Linked DNA regions of Homo sapiens: region 1 is linked to region 2. A link is a loop called in an ENCODE intact Hi-C map of the cell type or tissue named here. Cell type or tissue: heart left ventricle. All regions are shown on one strand. Each heading gives the region's core, and the rest is flanking DNA. Links, peaks and the distances in the headings are about the cores only. Region 1 has its middle 27 kb from the start of SNORA75B. Region 2 holds the start of LOC124900676 (a long non-coding RNA gene).

Region 1 (2,915 bases), core at 220-2,719, 110 kb after region 2:
TTAACCTTTCATAACTTTTTAGCCTTGGAAGATACAAAGTCCAGTTAGGATTTAATAAGGAAAATACCTATCATGGTATAGTGGAAAATGTCAGATGGAATAAGTTTGAACCCTAGTTTCAACTGTAGCTTTGTGACCCATAGAAAATTTCTTAACCTCTCTGGACCACAATCCCCATATAAAAATGCTTTTTACACTTCAGTGTTGTGGAGACTTTCAAGATACAAAGTCCAGTTAGGATTTAATAAGGAAAATACCTATCATGGTATAGTGGATAATATCAGAGGGAATATGTTTGAATCCTAGTTCCAACTGTAGCTTTGTGACCTGTAGGAAATTTCTTAACCTCTCTGGACCATAATCCCCATTTAAAAATGCTTTTTACACCTCAGCGTTGTGGAGACTTTTAAGAGAGATTATGGGTGTGGAGCTGCTGATGTTTACTAGGCTTTCAAAAAATGGCAGTTTCTTCATGCCTCATCAGAGACCATAGAAGGTAAAATAACTTTAAAATAATGAGAAAATAAAATGTGCAAGAAGGCAGGATTTTTTACTACCACTTCCTAGTCCAGGATTAAGGAGAAATATACACTAGCGCTCTAATTTAAGAAGGAAGACAGATTCCCATAAGGATCAAACTATCTGGAAAACAACTTCCAAACACTGGGGAGTGGAGGTCGACCATTGTTTCAGTGCTGTGACTGAAGCAGTCCTCAGTTTAGCTGAGTTTTCATTCTTTTTTTTTTTTTTTTTTTTTGAGACAGAGTCTTGCTCTGTTGCTCAGGCTGGAGTGCAGTGCTGTGATCTCAGTTCACTGCAACCTCTGCCTCCAGGTTCAAGTGAGTATCCTGCCTCAGCCTCCCGGGTAGCTGGAATTACAGGTGCCCACCACCACACCTGGCTAATTTTTATATTTTTAGTAGGGTTTTACCGTGTTGGCCAGGCTGGTCCCTAACTCCTGACCTCAAGTGATTGGCCTGCCTCAGCCTCCCAAAGTGCTGGGATTATAGGCATGAGCCACTGCACCCGGCCTTCATTTTACTATTTTTTGAGGAATCCCAGAAACAAATGGGGAGAGTGCTCTTTTTCAGAAACCATCAGATCACCAGAGATGGAAAGAAGATGCCACATTTTCACTATTTCTGTTCTATGTGGCAGGATAAAGTTTGAAACATGACTTGTGTTTCGTTCTCCTTGTTTTTCCTATTTCAAGAAGGTTATTGGGACTTCAGCTTCTATTGCTTCTAGGGAAATGTGTTTCAAAGTTGATCAAAGGCAGGCTGTTATTTTGGCTTTTGTCTTGGGTAGCCTGCCCCCTAGTGTGAAACTGGAGCAAGAAATGAACACCTGTGGGAGCAGGGAGGTCAAAGCTCTAGCGGGGAGGAGAAACAAATCCAGGACTAGAAAGGGACAGGGGCTGGTGATTTTGTAAGTAGCAGGACCCATGTCCTCTCCTTCACAGTGCCTGAGACAGGAGGTGGCAGGACCTTAGAGTGGGGAGGATGTGCAAGGCATAAGAGTTAGGTTTCAGGCTTCCTACTTGAGGCCCGGCCAAGGCTTGCATATCCAAGCCTGGTATGAAGTGGATTCTATGGGTGTTCTGTCTACATCTCTAGATCCCACTCCTTCTGTGTGTTTCTGTGGACTTCCAACTGCCAGTAGGTGCATCTCGGTGCCTTAGGTGTCTCTCTAAAGCTTTGGAAGGCTGCTCTGCTCTTTTTTAGAGTAGGCCAATAGAGCCACAGAATTAACACTCCTGGGAGCAACCCTTTACCAGTGACTCCAGGGAGCTGGAGTATAAAGGCCCCAGTTCCCTTGCCCTTTAGTTGGTGTACTTCCAAAGAGGGGGCTTTGCAATGTTTCCCATAATTTTCCTATGAGATTAAGTTCTGGTTACTCAATCCTTTAATTACTGTCTTTCCATTTCTGCCTCACTTTCTCCCTCCCCTACCAGTGTTGCCTTCACCTTCTAAATAAACTACCTCTCTGCTCTCAAATCCTTATCTCAGGGTCTGCTTCTGGGAACCTAAAATAAAGCATCAGGAAAGCAACAGAGGACCTCTCCTTCCATAGAACCATGGCAAGGACATGGAACAATTAGCAGTAACCAGTGTAGAACAATAACTGGAGGACCCTTCCTGAATTTTTGTTGTGACATAGATCTCTGTGCCTTCATGTACCTCAGGAGTGTGCAGAGTGTAGCAGAGGGCATAAGGGGTCCATCTAAGTGACTGTCAGAAACAACTGAGAAAGACCAAAGTGGACAAAGAAAAGATAATGAAGTGTTCTATCTAAACACACCTTTTCTGCTTATCTCTGCCTTTTACTGTCTTTGAGCTATAGAAAACTGATGCTAGTGAAAAGGATTTTCATCTATAGAAATGCAAATTAGCTATGTCAGGTGGGAGGTGATTGATTATTTGCCCTATGGACAGGCCAATTTGGCATCTATTTGCAAATTGACTTTGCATTTCTTACCTGCATAAATAGGTGTGGTTCTTTGAACTCCTCTTCAGACTGGTTCCAACTAGTCTGAACTCGAACCTTATTAGTTCCCTCATTATTTAATGAGTTAAATACAATTTTGGGCCCATGTTCATTTTATATTTGTGTGAAAGTCATGATTACACGTTTTAAAAATGTGTATCCTTTAACATGACTAAGATTAAATTCTCTCTAGCTTGGTGCAATGGGCACAGAGTTAGATTTAAGGAGCCCTCTGGAGGGATACACAGCAATTTGATAACTTTGATTGTTGCTTTCAGGAAGGGAAACTGGGTGGCTGGGGACAGAGGTGGAAGGGGCAATTTTTTTTTTTTTTTTTTTTTTGAGACAAACTCTCACTCTGTCTCCCAGGCTGGAGTGCAGTGGCGCGATCTCAGCTCACTGCAACCTCTGCCTCCCGGGTTCAGGCG
Region 2 (2,915 bases), core at 272-2,771:
TCTAGTAGAGAAAGGGCTCAGAGGGCCCTGGCTAGAGTTTGGTCGAGGACAGAATCTTGGTCAGGAGTGTGCTACAGTGTGTCAGGTGTGGTCCTGCACTGTTCCCAAAGTGTGTTTCTTAGAACACCATTGTGCTGGGATGGTAATAGGTGTCCATGGAAAAAGAGGTCCATAAGTAAGGAAAATATTGAAAGTTAATCCATTATCTATCTATCTATCTATCTATCTATCTATCTATCTATCTATCATCTATCTATCCATCCTCTATTTGATAGATAGATAAAACTTCTCAGAGCCTCTAATATATGCATTGGGGGTCTCCAAGAGGGAGATTTCATTAGGAATCAGTATCTAGAGAAAATGTATGCCTGGCACAGAACAAGTGCTCTGTGACTGTGTGTGTGGCATGAATGAATGAAGCAGTGAGTGGATATTAGAGACGATGGACTGCAGGAGTCTAAGAGAGGAAAGAAGGAAAGAAAACTTACTGCATCAGTGAGTAGCTCGGGACTCTGGTAATGAATGATCAAGTAAAAAAGTATGAATATTTACTTTTTTTTTTTCTTTTTTTTAGACAGAGTTTTGCTTTTGTTGCCCAACCTGGAGTACAATAGTACGATCTAAGCTCATTGCAACCTCCACCTCCTGGGTTCAAGCAATTCTCCTGCCTCAGCCTCCCGAGTAGCTGGGATTACAGGCGCCTGCCACCATGCCTGGCTAATTTTTGTATTTTTAGTAGAGACGGGGTTTCACCATGTTGGCCAGGCTGGTCTCAAACTCTTGACCTCAGATGATCCGCCCACCTTGGCCTCCCAAAGTGCTGGGATTATAGGCATGAGCCACTGCACCCAGCCGATTATTTACTATGTTAATAGCTACTATTTATTAAGCAACTACTATGTGCTGGGCATGATGGTAGATGCTTTCTTCTATTATCTTTTTTAGTTAAAACAGATCAAGAAATATAATTAAACATTTAGGAGGGTTTTTGTAGGCTTGGTTTATAGAAGTAATCACTAAAAGCAATTGTGATAATCTGACAAAGACTTAAGCTTACCTGTGGTCATAATAGGAAGGGCTAAAGACCAGCTAACCCTCCAAGCCACTTGAAATATTAGTAATTAATGGCAGAGTGTTATGCATAATTAGACACTAGTAGTGTGCAGCTTTTTTTGAAATGCAGCATTTACATTGGACGTCAATCTTTGCTTTCGTCAGGAAACCACCAGCGTACTGTACGTTGTTAAATGAAAGCAAGCAGCCAGGTTAAATTCTAATTAAACATTACCATTGTTATTTGAAAAATAACAGCTTAGTGTTGGTGTCAAATTGACTTTTATCCACGAATGGAATTAGAACATTTTGTCATTTTAGGCTGTCTAATACATGTGAATAACACTTCCTGAGAAGCTGTCTTTGACTTTAGTTAAGTTGAAACAAAGAGAATTAATATGGTGAGGATGTAAATGAGGATGTCATTTAGCAAAAGAAAAGGATTATGTTGTATCTGTTTTCCTTTGAGCCTCTACCGGTGCTTTGTAAGCAGGCTGGACATTTTTCTGGACTGTGAATTCCAAATGTAGCTCCTGTTACTGCATGGTGGTTCAGTGGGTAAGCTGTTCCCGTTTGCTGCGTGCAACTTTCCCAAACCAGCTGTCTGAGCAGGGAAATGAGTGGGCTTTCCCAAGGGGCAGAAGGATAAAAGAAGAAAGAAAACTTTGAGTTTTAAGAAAATGTGTACTGAGAATGAATGTATCAAGAACTTGTTAGGATAGAAAGTAAATTTAAGGCAGAATTGCACATATATAAAGCTGGTAGGGAGGTGGCACGGTGGTGGGCATTGAGAACCAGACAGACTGATTGACTAGTTATTGATTAAGTTCTCCTATGTGCCAGACCCTGGCAGTCACTGCCTTTGAGAATCTTAGATTTCAGAACTATGAGGAAGACCTACAATTGCAATGGGATTGTGGAGTGGACAGCACAGTGCAAATCTCAAATCTTTTAGTTTCTACCTATGTGATCTTGGACAAATTATTTCACCTGTCTGATTCTCATGTTTTTCATTTGTAAAATGGGGGCACTAGCCTCAACCTCACAGATTTATTGTGAGGATGAAGCGAAATACTACATTAAGAGATCTAGTATAGTGTCCTGAATACACATAGCCCTCAGTAACCTGCTAGTGTCCTTTGTCTTAATACCGAAACCACCTTTGTCTTAATACTGAAAAAACAGACAGAGAAAGAGATTTGACCTAACCAACTCCATCTTGCTTCTAACCTCCAAGCTGTCCTTGTTCATTCCGGGGTGTAGGCTGAACTAACTTTGAGAGGAAATTAGTTTATGGTTTAAAACAAAGACAATAACAGCCCTTTCCCAAAACAAACCTCCTTCTTGCCTGGGGACTAGACTGCCTTTGCAGGACTAACAAGTTAGCCACAAGATTAGAAATTATAGTTTAGGGCCGGGCATGGTGGCTCACGCCTGTAATCCTAGCATTTTGGGAGGCTGAGGTGGGCGGATCACTTGAATTCAGAAGTTTGAGACTAGCATGGCCAACATAGGGAAATCTCGTCTCTACTAAAAAAAAAAAAAAAAAAAAAAAAAAAAAAAAAAATTAGACAGGCATGGTTGTGTGCCTATAATCCCAGCTACTCTGGAGGCTGAGGCAGGACAATCGCTTGAACCTGGGAGGCCGAGATTGCAGTCAGCTGAGATTGCGCCACCGTACTCCAGCCTGGGAAACGGAGACTCTCTCAAAAAAAAAAAAAAAAAAAGAAATAGTTCAGAAGTCAGGCAGCTGGAGGCTACAAGATTCTGACCCTCCCTAAACTGCTCCTAAGATCAGGGCTTGAGACATTTTGCAGACCCTGCACTTGACGGATCAGCTGGCACCACCCAGATTGATAAAC

What was found. Hi-C counts contacts between places; a loop is a spot of excess contacts. Peaks named below come from ENCODE experiments on the same cell type or tissue, not always from the same donor. Only the 100,000 strongest peaks of a DNase experiment are listed, where the experiment ranks them.
Region 1: it touches region 2 in a loop (3-fold over the local background); 37 of 110 quality-filtered maps call a loop at or near these places.

What each region holds. Positions count from the first base shown.
Region 1 is chr4:17,346,042-17,348,956 of GRCh38, reverse strand. No RefSeq gene overlaps it. Among named protein-coding and RNA genes, the nearest start is that of SNORA75B, 27 kb to the right of the region's middle. In heart left ventricle, for the core only: a CTCF peak has its summit at 1,311 (motif pointing left); no DNase peak of the experiment used is centred there.
Region 2 is chr4:17,460,867-17,463,781 of GRCh38, reverse strand. LOC124900676 (a long non-coding RNA gene) reads left to right here and starts at 2,895. Exons shown (of 2, transcript XR_007058072.1): 1 at 2,895-2,915. In heart left ventricle, for the core only: no CTCF peak of the experiment used is centred there; no DNase peak of the experiment used is centred there.